Linked DNA regions of Homo sapiens: region 1 is linked to region 2. A link is a contact called in ENCODE Hi-C or POLR2A ChIA-PET data. All regions are on one chromosome and are shown on one strand. The core of a region is the stretch at or near the end of the contact, and the rest is flanking DNA. Distances in the headings are between cores, read along the strand shown. Region 1 overlaps SLC23A2 (solute carrier family 23 member 2). Region 2 overlaps TMEM230 (transmembrane protein 230).

Region 1 (3,665 bases), core at 407-2,906, 230 kb after region 2:
CCTGACCACCTCACTGGTGCTTCTTGTGACCCAGCTCAGCTTGCCTCCATTTGAAGTTGAGCAATTTCCCTCTCCCTGGATCTTTTGGAGTGTCCTGTGTCCCCAGCTACGTTGTTGGCTCCTGCATGAGAGACCATGTTTTAGCCATCGTTCTTTTCCCACTGTGCTTTCTGCTCAGTGAGTGTATTATAACTAATGCTTCAACGGAAGAAGGGCTACTCCTTTATCAAAGGAGTCTATTCATTCTCACACGAAAGAGACCCATGCTATTTTTGTTAAGTAAGACCTATGGCTTTCAAGTCCAAATAAATATACTTGTGAAGAAAAAAGTATCTAATGAGGGATTAAGTAAATGCGGAACTTAAAATGAAGTTTCAGTGGGGCCTCACTTTGCTTTCTGAAATGAAACTATTTAATTTCCCATAACATGGTTTATGATATAAAAATAAGGTTCTGGTATTATAGTAGAGAAGGACTGTCCATACCTTATGGATGCTTTACTGTTGGGATTTAAGTTTAGCTGGTGATTTCTCACTGCCTTTTCACTTGATGTCCTCCCCTGGGGAAGGCCACTGCTGCTTTGTACCCTGCTCTGTACAGCAGGGCTATAAATCCCTCATACAAATTTCCCAACGTGGCAGGGCACTTTCAGTTGTTATTTAGTGGATACTGAGTGTGGCTTGGAAGCAGGAAAGAGAAGTTACAGCCTCTTCCAGCCCAACAATGTCTTCTTCTTTTTCTTCTTTTTTTTTTTTGAGATGGAGTCTCGCTCTATCACCCAGGCTGGAGTGCAGTGGCGCAGTCTTGGCTCACTGCAACCTCCGCCTCCTAGGTTCAAGTGATTCTCCTGCCTCAGCCTCCCGAGTAGTTGGAATTACAGGCACATGCCCCCACGCCTGGCTAATTTTTGTATTTTTAGTAGAGATGGGGTTTCACCTTGTTGGCCAGGCTGGTCTCGAACTCCTGACCTCGTGATCTGCCTGCCTCGGCCTCCCAAAGTGCTGGGATTACAGGCGTGAGCCACCGCATCCGGCTACGATGTTTTCTTTTAATTAAAGACACAGTGCACATCAGTCCTCATTATGGCCGCCTTCATCTGACTTAGCAACTGTCCCAGGCATCTGGTGCTTAAGATTTTAAAATGAACAGTTTCCATGAGCTTCAGAATCCAAGTGGATCTTGTAGAGTCTTGCAGCGTTCAGAATGACTTTGGGTAACTGGTCCTGGTCACTTTCGCCTGCCTCTCTAGGAGCATTCATGGTTGTTTTCCTCCCACAGTTCAGTGGGGACTGCCCACCGTGTCTGCGGCCGGTGTCATCGGCATGCTCAGTGCCGTGGTCGCCAGCATCATCGAGTCTATTGGTGACTACTACGCCTGTGCACGGCTGTCCTGTGCCCCACCCCCCCCCATCCACGCAATAAACAGGTACGTTCCTGAGAAGACAAGTTCCTGATTGGTCCCAGCACCTTGTTACTTTGTTCTTAGGTTTACATTACCTTGAAGACAAAACCAAGAGTTTCAGCAGGAGCCCAGCCAAGCAGCAGGACTCTAGCGACTGTTTGATGCATCACCACCTTTGTTTACTTTCGACTGTCTGATACACCACTGCCTTTGTTTACTTTCATTTTCCTCGTCCATGACGTGGAACGGAATTCCTACCCTTCCTTAATTGCAGTGACATCAAATAACACACTCTCTGCGAAACCACTGTAAGCCTTAAATTCAAAAACCACATGCCAAGCACTGCACTTGTTCTTTGCTTTTTTTGGGGTGTGTGTGTGTGTGTGTGTCATTTGGAGATTAGATAGATAAAATCAAAGTAGCTCTGTCTATATATATATATAGAGAGAGAGAGAGAGATAGAGAGCACTACTTTGATTTTCTGTTATCTTGCCTTTCCAACTGTTCTTTTTTTTTTTTTTTTTACACAAACTGAAATTTTTCTTCCCAGCAAAACAAGCTCTTCACTGCTTACAGGTTTTTTTTGTTTTTTTTTTGTTTGTTTGTTTTTAATTTAAAAAGACCCAGGGTCTCACCGTGTTGCCCAGGCTACAGTGCAGTGGCTATTCAGAGGCACAATCGTAATGCACCACACTCTTGAACTCCTGGGCTCAAGCAATCCTCCCACCTCAGCACCTTGAGTAGCTGAGACTGCAGGTGTGCACCACCATACTTGGCTATACAGTGCTATTTCTACATTGCAAAAATTACCTGTTTTTTTCCCTGTTTCCCCACCCAATCTTGGCTGCCACAATCGGACAGACAGAAAGCACAAGGATACCGTTTGCTCTCCCCTGTAGTGGAAACCTTAGCAGCAGGCAGTATGCCCCAGGTCTGTCAATTAGATACGTTCCAATTGTCCCCAAGGGTAAGCACTGTGTAATCTATGCACAGTTACAGTTTATATAAATAGGGACAGGAATAGCAGAAATGAATGAAATCTGTGGGATCTAGGGCTTATGAACTATGGGGTTTATGATTAGCTTTTAGAAGTTGTCAGATGATTGCCCCTGAGGAGTCTGCAGAGAAAAGAAAACAGCCCAGATCCCCTCCTGTTCTCCAGCCAGCTCTGTAACCCCAGAAGGGACTGTGTGTGATGAGATTAATGGACTGGGCCTTGGCTCTGGTACCTGATGTCCCCATCTTTCTCTAATGGAGCTGCTGCACATGATTAAATACCTGTATATCAGTATGTTTAAAAGTGTCAGTACTTATGAAATTATAAAACATTTCCTTCCTGATGAAACTGGATTTTAAGAGTAAAGGATCACATCAATGTTTTATTTCCATAGACGGCCCATGTTTGTCTTATACCCCAACAAATGGCTTTATTTTCTGGCTAAAATCCTTTGCTTTCATTTGCGGTGATTTAAAAACACTCAAATCTAACGTGTGATTTAGAGATGTGCTTCTCAAAATGGAATGAGCTTTGGGGGTTCTGTTAAAATGCAGATTCTGGCCGGGCACAGTGGCTCACGCCTGTAATCCCAACATTTTGGGAGGCTGAGGCAGGCGGATCACCCTGAGGTCAGGAATTCCACACCAGCCTGGCCACATGGTGAAACCCCGTCTCTACTAAAAATACAAAAATTAGCCAGGCATGGTGGTGCAAACCTGTAATCCCAGCTACTCGGGAGGCAGGAGAATCTCTTGAACCCAGGAGGTGGAGGTTGCAGTGAGCCAAGATCGCGTCACTGCATTCCAGCCTAGGTGACGGAGTGAGACACTCTCTAAAAAAAAAAAAAAAAAAAAAAAAAATGCAGATTCTTTTCTGCTTCAGCAGGTCTGGGGTGGGGTCTGAGATTGTATTTTTAATCGCCCTCCCAGCTCCCAGGAGATGTGGAAGCTGCAGGCTCTGGACCACATTTTTGGATTGTAGATGTGTAGAGGCTATTTCAGAGTGAATGCATTATCCCATTGAATGATTTTCTTTCCTCCATTCCTTTACATCTTAGGGGAATTTTCGTGGAAGGCCTCTCCTGTGTTCTTGATGGCATATTTGGTACTGGGAATGGCTCTACTTCATCCAGTCCCAACATTGGAGTTTTGGGAATTACAAAGGTACACAGATTTTTCTAATTAAATGATTGGGTTTCTAAGCATTGGTCCATTTCATTGATCGATCTGGCCACTGCAAGTTCCAAATGGGCGGGCCTCTGGTTCT
Region 2 (3,712 bases), core at 903-3,402:
TCAAATGCTTTTCTAGCATCGATTGAAATAATCATATGGTTTTTGTCCTTCATTCTGCTGATACGATTTTATCACATTGATTGGTTTGTATAAGTTGAACCATCCTTGCCTCTCTGGGATAAATCCCACTTGGTCCTGATGAATGATCTTTTTAATGTATTGTTGAATTCAGTTTGCTAGTATTATCCTCCTTATTGAGGATTTTTGCATCAATGTTCATCAGGGATATTGGCCTATTTTTGTTTTTTCGATGTGTCTTTGCCTAGTTTTGGTATCAGGGTAAAACTGGCCTAGTAGAATCAGTTTGGAAGTATTCTCTCCATGTCTGTTCAGAATAGTTTCAGTAGGATTAGTATTCTTTTTTTTTTTTTTTTTTTTTGAGACAGGGTCTCATCTGTCATGCAGGTGTAGTGCAGTGGTGCGATCTCAGCTCACTGCAACCTTTGCCTCCCCGGCTTATGTGATCCTGCCACCTCAGCCTCACTAGCAACTGGGACCACAGGCATATACCACCATGCCCATCTAATTTTTGTATTTTTTGTCAAGACAGGATTTTACCATGTTGACCAGGCTGGTCTTGAAATCCTGAGCTCAAGCGATCTGCCTGCCTTGGCCTCCCAAAGTGCTGGGATTACAGGAGTGAACCACCATGCCCAGCCAAGTATTAATTCTTTAACTGGTATAATTCAGCAGCGAAACCATCTAGTCCCAGGCTTCTCTCTGCTAAGAGACTTTTTATTATGGCCTTAATCTCATTACTCTTTGTCTATTCAGGTTTTAGATTTTTTTCATTGTTCAATCTTTGTTTTTATATTCATGTCTGGTACAGCAGATTCCAGCAGAAAAACCAAAAAGATTTTCTTTTACATTTTGTTCTCTGTTGGCAAAACATGTTTTTCTTCCTTTGAGCAACAGTAAACTTCCATAGTTCCTATAGGGGAGGTGGTGGCAGGTAGGCAAACTTGGCCTCTGAGATATTAGACAGTTTGCCCTGTCATAGTTTGGAACAACATGGCTGAGCCTGGCATACAGGAGTCCTGATTGGTAAAGGGCTGTAGCTGGAGCAGCATGCTGTCATTGTAGCTGTGCAGTGCCATGGACATACTGTCAGTATTTGGAGAGAAATAGCAATTCTGTTATATGTGTGGGGTCACTGTGCCTCGTAAGTCAGTTCCTTCTTACAGTAGGTTTGGTTGGAGTTCCTGTTGAGCTTCAATATGAAACCTTAGAAACCTAAAGTAGTTGGTGGTTCTTTCTCATGGGCTGTCCCCACATACACAGTGTCCAAGTTGTCTTGAACCAATTCTGACTATAATTAACACACAACAGGGAACACAGCCAGCCAGGTGCAGTGGCTCAAGCCTATAATTCTAGCATTTTGGGAGGCTGAGGCAGGAGGATTGCTTGAGCCCCAGAGTTCGAGACCAGCCTGGGCAACATAGCGAGACCTCATCTCTACCAAACAAACAAATGTACAAAATGAGCCAGGTATGGTGACTGACACCTGTAACTCCAGCTACTTGGAGGCTGAGGTGGGAGGATCACTTGAGCCTGGGAAGTCGAGGTTGCAGTGAGCTGTAATCACACCACTGTACTCCAGCCCGAGCAACAGAGCAAGACTCTTACCTCAAAAAAAAAGAAAAAAGAGAAAGAAAAGAAAACCTGAAAGGCTGAGAAAAACACAGAGTTTATTGTAGTGGTATCTGTACAATTACAAAAGGTGAAAAACAACCAAAGTGTCCAGCAGCTGTATGTGGGGCAGTTAGGTAAAACTGTAGTATGTCCATTTCGGTGGAATGTTACACATCCTTACAGTTTAAATGTATGAAAAGGTTTTAATAATATTGGCCACAGGACACAGAGTATGGTGTGTTCACAACTAAGAGCTTTAAAAAAAGGAAAAGAAGCCAAAATATCTGGATGAGAATGGGTCATTTTTTTCTTTATAATTGTTAATATTTTGTAGTTTGTCTTCAATTTATAATCAGGAGGAAACCTTTTCCCTTGGTGGTATACAACTCAAAGAAAAAGTACTGAAGAGTATAAAATACTGATCTAAGGATTAGGTCTGTGACGTTTTATTTTAAAATGTGTAACTCTTACGGTACTAATGTGTTTGCCTCCTTCTGCCACCAGGGGGCAGACCGGGCCGTTCCAGTGCTGATCATTGGCATTCTGGTGTTCCTACCCGGATTTTACCACCTGCGCATCGCTTACTATGCATCCAAAGGCTACCGTGGTTACTCCTATGATGACATTCCAGACTTTGATGACTAGCACCCACCCCATAGCTGAGGAGGAGTCACAGTGGAACTGTCCCAGCTTTAAGATATCTAGCAGAAACTATAGCTGAGGACTAAGGAATTCTGCAGCTTGCAGATGTTTAAGAAAATAATGGCCAGATTTTTTGGGTCCTTCCCAAAGATGTTAAGTGAACCTACAGTTAGCTAATTAGGACAAGCTCTATTTTTCATCCCTGGGCCCTGACAAGTTTTTCCACAGGAATATGTATCATGGAAGAATAGAGGTTATTCTGTAATGGAAAAGTGTTGCCTGCCACCACCCTCTGTAGAGCTGAGCATTTCTTTTAAATAGTCTTCATTGCCAATTTGTTCTTGTAGCAAATGGAACAATGTGGTATGGCTAATTTCTTATTATTAAGTAATTTATTTTAAAAATATCTGAGTATATTATCCTGTACACTTATCCCTACCTTCATGTTCCAGTGGAAGACCTTAGTAAAATCAAAGATCAGTGAGTTCATCTGTAATATTTTTTTTACTTGCTTTCTTACTGACAGCAACCAGGAATTTTTTTATCCTGCAGAGCAAGTTTTCAAAATGTAAATACTTCCTCTGTTTAACAGTCCTTGGACCATTCTGATCCAGTTCACCAGTAGGTTGGACAGCATATAATTTGCATCATTTTGTCCCTTGTAAATCAAGATGTTCTGCAGATTATTCCTTTAACGGCCGGACTTTTGGCTGTTTCCTAATGAAACATGTAGTGGTTATTATTTAGAGTTTATAGCCGTATTGCTAGCACCTTGTAGTATGTCATCATTCTGCTCATGATTCCAAGGATCAGCCTGGATGCCTAGAGGACTAGATCACCTTAGTTTGATTCTATTTTTTAGCTTGCAAAAAGTGACTTATATTCCAAAGAAATTAAAATGTTGAAATCCAAATCCTAGAAATAAAATGAGTTAACTTCAAACATTTCAGAAAACATTTTAATGATTTTATGATATCTTTAATCCCAGTACCTAGATCTACCTTAGTTTCTAGGTAGCTGGCATTGTGGGTCACACTCAACTTTCCCTAACTCTGAGGTTATGGACTTGGGCAACTGGAAGCCTGGACATGCCATCAGCTGAGTTGCAAGGCTGTGGGAAGAGCAAGTTTTAGATGTCTACTCAATATCCAAGTGGAGCTGTTGAGGAGGCAGTTGCGATGCATGTGTGTGTCTAGAGTTTAAGAGTGGGTCTTGGATGGAAATAGAAATTTGGGAGTCAGCATTTGGACAGTATCTTAAAAGCTAGAGGGCTGTTTGAGATCACCAGTAGAGTGAGTATAGTTGGAGGAAAAAAAAAAAACTCAGGAAGTGAGGGACAAAGAGAGGGTGACCTGAAGCAGCCTCCAAGATTAGGGACTTTTGGTAATGGGAATGTTGACTGGGGAGTCCAGTAATCTAGAGTGCCTGAGCCTTGACA

What was found. A loop is a pair of places that touch in the nucleus more often than their neighbours do. ChIA-PET counts read pairs that join two places held with the same protein, here RNA polymerase II (POLR2A). Pooled maps may share reads with other maps.
Region 1: a loop to region 2 is called in a pooled map, with 8 times the contacts of the local background. The contact joins two enhancer-like sites. A Hi-C loop is called at or near these places in 9 of 50 pooled maps. POLR2A ChIA-PET finds 5 or more read pairs at or near these places in 2 of 52 experiments (BJ and WTC11).

Annotation. Positions count from the first base shown.
Region 1 is chr20:4,867,667-4,871,331 of GRCh38, reverse strand. It overlaps SLC23A2 (solute carrier family 23 member 2), which reads left to right. Exons shown (of 17, transcript NM_005116.6): 12 at 1,279-1,426; 13 at 3,457-3,562. Among named protein-coding and RNA genes, the nearest start is that of RASSF2, 46 kb to the right of the region's middle. Within about 2 kb of position 1,656, at least 3 of the 41 ENCODE cell types and tissues checked have a DNase peak (open chromatin) inside an H3K27ac peak, as active enhancers do.
Region 2 is chr20:5,099,356-5,103,067 of GRCh38, reverse strand. It overlaps TMEM230 (transmembrane protein 230), which reads left to right. Exons shown (of 4, transcript NM_001009925.2): 4 at 2,137-3,218. The coding sequence ends at 2,277. Among named protein-coding and RNA genes, the nearest start is that of TMEM230, 12 kb to the left of the region's middle. Within about 2 kb of position 2,152, at least 2 of the 41 ENCODE cell types and tissues checked have a DNase peak (open chromatin) inside an H3K27ac peak, as active enhancers do.